Regions from separate parts of the Homo sapiens genome. Here region 2 is linked to region 1. A link is a loop called in an ENCODE intact Hi-C map of the cell type or tissue named here. Cell type or tissue: GM12878. All regions are shown on one strand. Links, peaks and the distances in the headings refer to the core of each region. The heading gives the core; the rest is flanking DNA. Region 1 holds the start of LOC105370512 (a long non-coding RNA gene). Region 2 has its middle 23 kb from the start of LINC00520.

Evidence for each region. Hi-C counts contacts between places; a loop is a spot of excess contacts. Peaks named below come from ENCODE experiments on the same cell type or tissue, not always from the same donor. Only the 100,000 strongest peaks of a DNase experiment are listed, where the experiment ranks them.
Region 2: a loop joins it to region 1, with 2.5 times the contacts of the local background. A loop is called at or near these places in 2 of 110 quality-filtered maps.

The regions. Positions count from the first base shown.
Region 1 is chr14:56,001,824-56,004,739 of GRCh38, forward strand. LOC105370512 (a long non-coding RNA gene) reads left to right here and starts at 2,865. Exons shown (of 4, transcript XR_007064183.1): 1 at 2,865-2,916. In GM12878, for the core only: no CTCF peak of the experiment used is centred there; DNase peaks (open chromatin) are centred at 1,258 and 1,558.
Region 2 is chr14:55,818,611-55,821,526 of GRCh38, forward strand. No RefSeq gene overlaps it. Among named protein-coding and RNA genes, the nearest start is that of LINC00520, 23 kb to the left of the region's middle. In GM12878, for the core only: no CTCF peak of the experiment used is centred there; a DNase peak (open chromatin) is centred at 1,221.

The sequences.
Region 1 (2,916 bases), core at 298-2,797:
ATGACGCCTACTAAACTTGTAGCACCTTGAAGGTTGTGTCTTGTCCTTTCCTGAGTCCCCAGTTCAGTGTGGACCATATAGAAGATGCTCTGTAGATATTTTCATGAATTCTCAAACATCAAGACCTATTTTTATATAATATATAAAAAACAAGTATTGTACATACACTCCTTTATTATTTTTCTCTTCCTAGTTTGATATGTTACTGCCACTATTAAAATTTAAGCTTTTAAGTGTAGACATAGAGTCCATTTTTCAGTATAGACCTTCCCCTTCCTTTGGAATACATAAAATAACACTCTACAGCTCATGGACTCACCAGTGGGGCCTCTGGGTGATCACGGTGGCCTTCATTAAAATAACTTTAACCACCTTCCCTATGAGGAAGCACAGAATGTCACTGAGGTCCTGTTGGTCTTTTCCTTTGACAGATGAGGAAACTGCAGCCCCAGAACAGTGAAGCAGCTTTCTCAAGGATACTCAGCTGGTAAATGACAAAAACAAAACAGGGGCTGGGAGCTAGGCCTTGGCATTACTAGCATTCTGATTTTTGAGGCAGCTTGCCAGTGAAAGCATTGTGCTGTGAATGTAGATTTGCAATTTATGAGCATGGAGGTGTGGGGTGGGCGGGGGGCGTGGGGTTGTGCCCAGGAGGCTGGGCCGTGGTAACCTTTCGTTCTTCACATTCTTTGAATAGGATGCCTTGTTTGCTTTTCTTGCTGCTTTCGTGTATCAGTCATTCCCTTAAAACAGCCACACTCATTATAGCTGGCAAACAAACGGTCGGGAACTAGGCAACTCCAATTATTTAACTCAGCATGTGAAACCATTTAATCAGAGCTCACAGGACTGAGGGGCAGTATTAAAAAGAAATAGGCACCCTGTCTGGCCCCCAGAATGAACTCTTTTCAGGAGAGAAGAGAGCTTATATTATTTATTGTGGCAGGACTAAGATATACTGTAGTATGTAAATGAGAAAAGGACTAGATGATAAGAGTGTGGAAACGAGGGTTCCGTCTGAACTCCCTTGCTGAGTTCTAGTTCTTTCTTCTTCCTTGTTTTCAGTTAAAATTTTGGGAAAATTATTTAATTATGGTGTAACTTCATTTCCTCACCATAAAATAGAATCACTGTTATTTTGTATCTTGGAAGCTGTCTTATGATACTGCTATGAAACCTGCCATGCTGCTGCCTTCATCATCTTGCACTCATTCAAGTGGTTATAGTTACTGAAGTACCAAAAAGACCACATTAAACAGTGGTTTCAGCCGCAAGAGGTAGAATTTGGTGGCAGTTCCGCCATGCACACAGACACATTTTTAAATGTTTAGAAATCATAAGCACACATTTAATTTTTCATTTAATTTTGTGTTCACCATCTTTTGCCTTTTTTTAAAAAAAAAATGGTATAGGCAGCCTTTTGTTAAATATAAGATTGTAGGGGATGGGGCATTGTCTGGGAAATGTAATAATTGAAAACCACATTGAAGACTGATTCAGACGGAGATGCCGCAGATGGCAAGAGTCCTTCCTCTGTATCACGTCTGGTTTCAGAAAAGAGCCTCGCAGGGCTAAGCGTGCAGGGGAGCAGGAGGCTCCGAGGGACAGGAGACTTCCTCACCAACCAGCCATCACTCAGAGCAGCACGCAGGGCTCTGCACGCCCCCTTTCTGTCTCTCCTGAGGTGTTGTTAATTTGTAGAATATTATTTGAAAAATACTTGCTCTGTTTGTCCTCAAGGATATCATGCGTCTTTTCTCAGAAAAACAAATTAATGCTCTCCTCTTGATGAAGTTTAAATAAATAAATGTACAGTCATGAGAAATATGATAGGATGCAACTTCTTTTTTATTTTCTTTTTTTAAAGTTGGGGGTCTCACTCTGTTGCCCAGGCTGGAGTGCAGTGGCAGGATCATAGCTCTCTGCAGCCTCCAACTCCTGGGCTCAGCCTCCTAAGTAGCTGACTACAGCCATGCACCCTCATACCTGGTTAATTTTTAAAACACTTTTTGTGGAGATGGGGGTTTCACTGTGTTTCTCAGGCTGGTCTTAAAATCCTGGCTTCAAGTGATTCTCCTGCATCCTTTGCCTCCCAAAGCACTGGGATTCCAGGCATGATCCACAACACCCGGCCTAGGATGCAACTTCTAAATAACTACATAGAAATATGCTTTTCTCAAAACACACAACAGCATGGGCTAAACTCTAATACCTCCATTCAGTAAAATTAATTTTGCTTAAATGCTACCCAGAAAGCCCCTTTTGTTTTGAGGGGTGTGTGTGTGTGTGTGTTTTCTGTTTTGGAATTTTTCTCTTTCAGTTCTCATTGTCCCTCAGAGCAGTTCTCTCTCATATGGCTTTGGGAGGCTACTGCTAGCCAAATGCTGCACAGATAGTCAAAGTCGGTAGTGTGCAGTGTGGGCAGTGCAGGAATTACTGGGGATTCAACCCATGTATAAGGTTCATGCAGCCTTCGTGAAGTCTGGACCCTGTAATAGGTCTTCTAAGTGGGCCTGACGAGGATTTTAATTATGTCCTGTCTCTCCCATTTCATTTGAATTGAGCTCTGGGGTCCAATGTCAGTGGAGGAAACTGGAGACATGTGCCCCTAGCAAAATGTCATATTCTTTCACTGCACAGAGAGCAAGACCTGGAGGAAAAGAGGACTAGCAGGAGAAATAGGGTAAGTGGTGGGCAGGCCCACGTTAACTATTGTAATTTGATTGGTCAAACAGAATCTTGGAACCATTAGATCACTCTTTGGATTGTTTTGCATTTCTGCCTGTCTCTTTTGTTTTAAAATCTCTATGTTTTAAAATTCATCCCCCCCCCAAAAAAAAAACCCCAAATATATATATATACGTGTGTGTGTGTATGTGTATGTGTGTGTGTGTGTGTGTGTGTATATATGACAGA
Region 2 (2,916 bases), core at 202-2,701, 180 kb before region 1:
TTAGTTTTTCTTTACATTGTTGTTACCAACCATGGGTTCTTGGGCTCTCAATGTAATAGAGATTGACATGAGGCCAAAAGAGTTTTCCTAAACAAGGCTTTATGGGAGCTTATGCTCAGACAAAGGGAGACAGCTCAAAAGAGAGATAATTCCCTGGCTCACTCTCCAAAAAGACATGGTATGGCTTTTTTGATTAGGCAAAGCTCCAGAATTGACATGGGGGTGGAATATGCAGGCTGGGCTGGGCAAAGCACATGAGGGGTAGGGTATGCAGGTCAGCATTATCTGGTTGCAGATGGTTATCTTGAGTCATGGGTCTCATGGGCCACCTGGTGGTCTGCCCTTTCCCAAAAAGGCTGTGAATCAGTTGCTCAGTCTGCCTTCCCAAGGTGGGACACTGCAAACTTCGTTGTCTCCTAATGCCAGTTCCTGGAATTTTTTATGTAAAAGGACTATCAGTGAGGTAGTGGTGTGGGCTTTGTGATCAGTGGGAATGCACGAAAGAAGGCTCTAATGGGGGTGAGCTGAAGCCAAACCCTGTCTCTACTCTGTCTCAATGTGATAATTACTCAATTTTTTTTCACAATTTAGTTTATATTATATATGAAGTGATTTTTCTGTACAGTTTTTTTTCCTGGAGTTTCTAATTATCTTTCTTTTTTTATTGTTGTTTGACCAAAGAAACATGTCTTTAAGAGCTTCCAGTTTCTTAATCGTAAATAAAGCCATCTTGTTTTTGAAGACCTTCACAGAACCTGGTGATCTTTTGTTTTAATTTGGATCAATTGCTTCCTAAGTTGCTTTGTAAGACTGCAAAAATTGTTGTGCTAAATTTTCTTTTCACTGGGTTCTTCTAGTTACTTCCTTTTTCCCCAGAAAACATGTATTATTTTTTCTTGCATTATTTTTTGTTGTTGTTGTTTAAGGCTATGGAGAAATGTAGCAGGAGAAGTTGTAGACAAAATCCCTCAGACACCAGATTGTGGAAGGAAAGAGTTTTATTCAGCTGGGAGCACTGGCAGACTCACGTCCTGGTAACCGAGCTCCCTGAATAAGTAATTCCTGTCCCTTACAAGGCTCTCAACTCTAAAGGGGCCGCGTGAAGGGCGGGGGGCGGGAGGTTGTGATTGATTGAGCAAATGAGGGTTACATGACTGGAGGCTGCATGTACCAGTAATCAGAATGAAACAGAACAGAACAGGGAGTTTCACAATGCTTCCTCATACAATGTCTAGAATCTAAAGATAACACAAGTGGTGAGGTCAGGGGTTGAATTTTAACTACCAGGCCCAAAATGTGGCGTGGGGCTGCCTATGAATTTCACTTCTGCCTATTCTTTTAACTTCTACTTTTTCAGCAAACAAGAAATTAAGTATAAGACAATATGAGAAGTGGTCTCCTCTCTCATTTCCCCCTTTGAGACCCTCACTCTCTAGTGGGAGTTCTCACTTTCATCCTCACTACCTATGTCTTCCTGCAAGACAGATCGATAGTGATTCATATAGTACACTTGTGCTGAAGCATTTTGGTGACTAAGGTAGCAACAAAGCTTTTTATCATTTGGAGGAGTACAGGTAGCACACAAGGGAGTAGGTAGGTTCCTATTACTACTATAATTCCTATTATAAGAGTTTTAAATCCTCTTATCACTGGGAACCATTTTCTAAACATGGCCCCAGGATCAAACCCATGCCACACTTGCACAGGCACATGTGCCAGCTTTGTTATGTCTCTAACTATGTCTTCGACTACTTGCCCTCGATCATCTATGTGTAGGCAGCAATTAGTAAGGTTAAATTTTCCACAGGCCCCTCCTTCAGCTGCTAGTAAGTAGTCAAGAGCCAATCTATTTTCATAGATAACATTTCTCATCTGAGTTTCTTGTCAGGCCGGTAAAGTCAAGGCTTGGCCGGTTTTATTAGTGATGATTTCTAAGACGGCTTGCAACCGTATGATTCGGTTGAGCATGTAAATGGGGGTCCGTTATCCCCACAAGCCATCTTGTGTCCAAGTAGCAGGCCCATAGTATTGTATAATTCTTTCAGGGGGCCATTCGTCATCTTTCCAATTACCTATGGCCATGCTTCTCCTTTCGTGGGAAGCATAGACAGGGAAGCCTAGAAGTTCACCTGTTTTTATGGGCAGTAGGAAGAAAGATGGTTTAATAGTGCCAATAACACAACTACCTGTCCATTGGTCAGGCAGCTTAGCATAGGCTCTATGCCCACATATCCAGTATGTGGATTCAGTGGCAGCCATCCAGTCCCGATGGGACTCCAGGTGGGTCCACACAGTCAGCAACTTTGGAAATTTACTAAATGGATTCTTTTCAGTGTAGTTTGAACTCCACCAAATGGCTGTTTTGGTAGTTGTCCACGACAACTGAGCCATCCTACAGGGTGGGTAAATTCTTTTCCTTCTCTAGCTATGCAATACTGCCCAATAATTGAGGCTTTTAGGACCCAGAAGTTATCAGGATGATTCTTTTGGGCTGGGAATTCACAGGGAACGGGGTCTGTAGGCACTAATTCTCAGGCTTCCCATGGCCACTGATCTCCCATTATGGTTCCTCCACAAACATAACATGAAGTGACATTAAGAGACCAGCTACATGCTCAGCTAATTGCAAAAACAAGTTTCTAGTTTTTCCTGGAATTTCTGGTACCAGCACATTTAGTTCATTATAGAAAGTTTGAAACACTGGTTGGGGAAAGCATTTTTGGACTTCTCCTCATATCAAGATATGGACTCTGGGATCAAGACCGGTCCCATCAATTCCTAGGGTTACATATTCCCCTGTTTTCCAGTGGGGATCTAGTGGGTTAGCAATTATTAGTTCTAATGGGTTGTAATTTCCACTAATGCCAGAAGAGTTACTTTTTCCTTTCTGGAGACTGACGGGGTCTTTGTCATCTT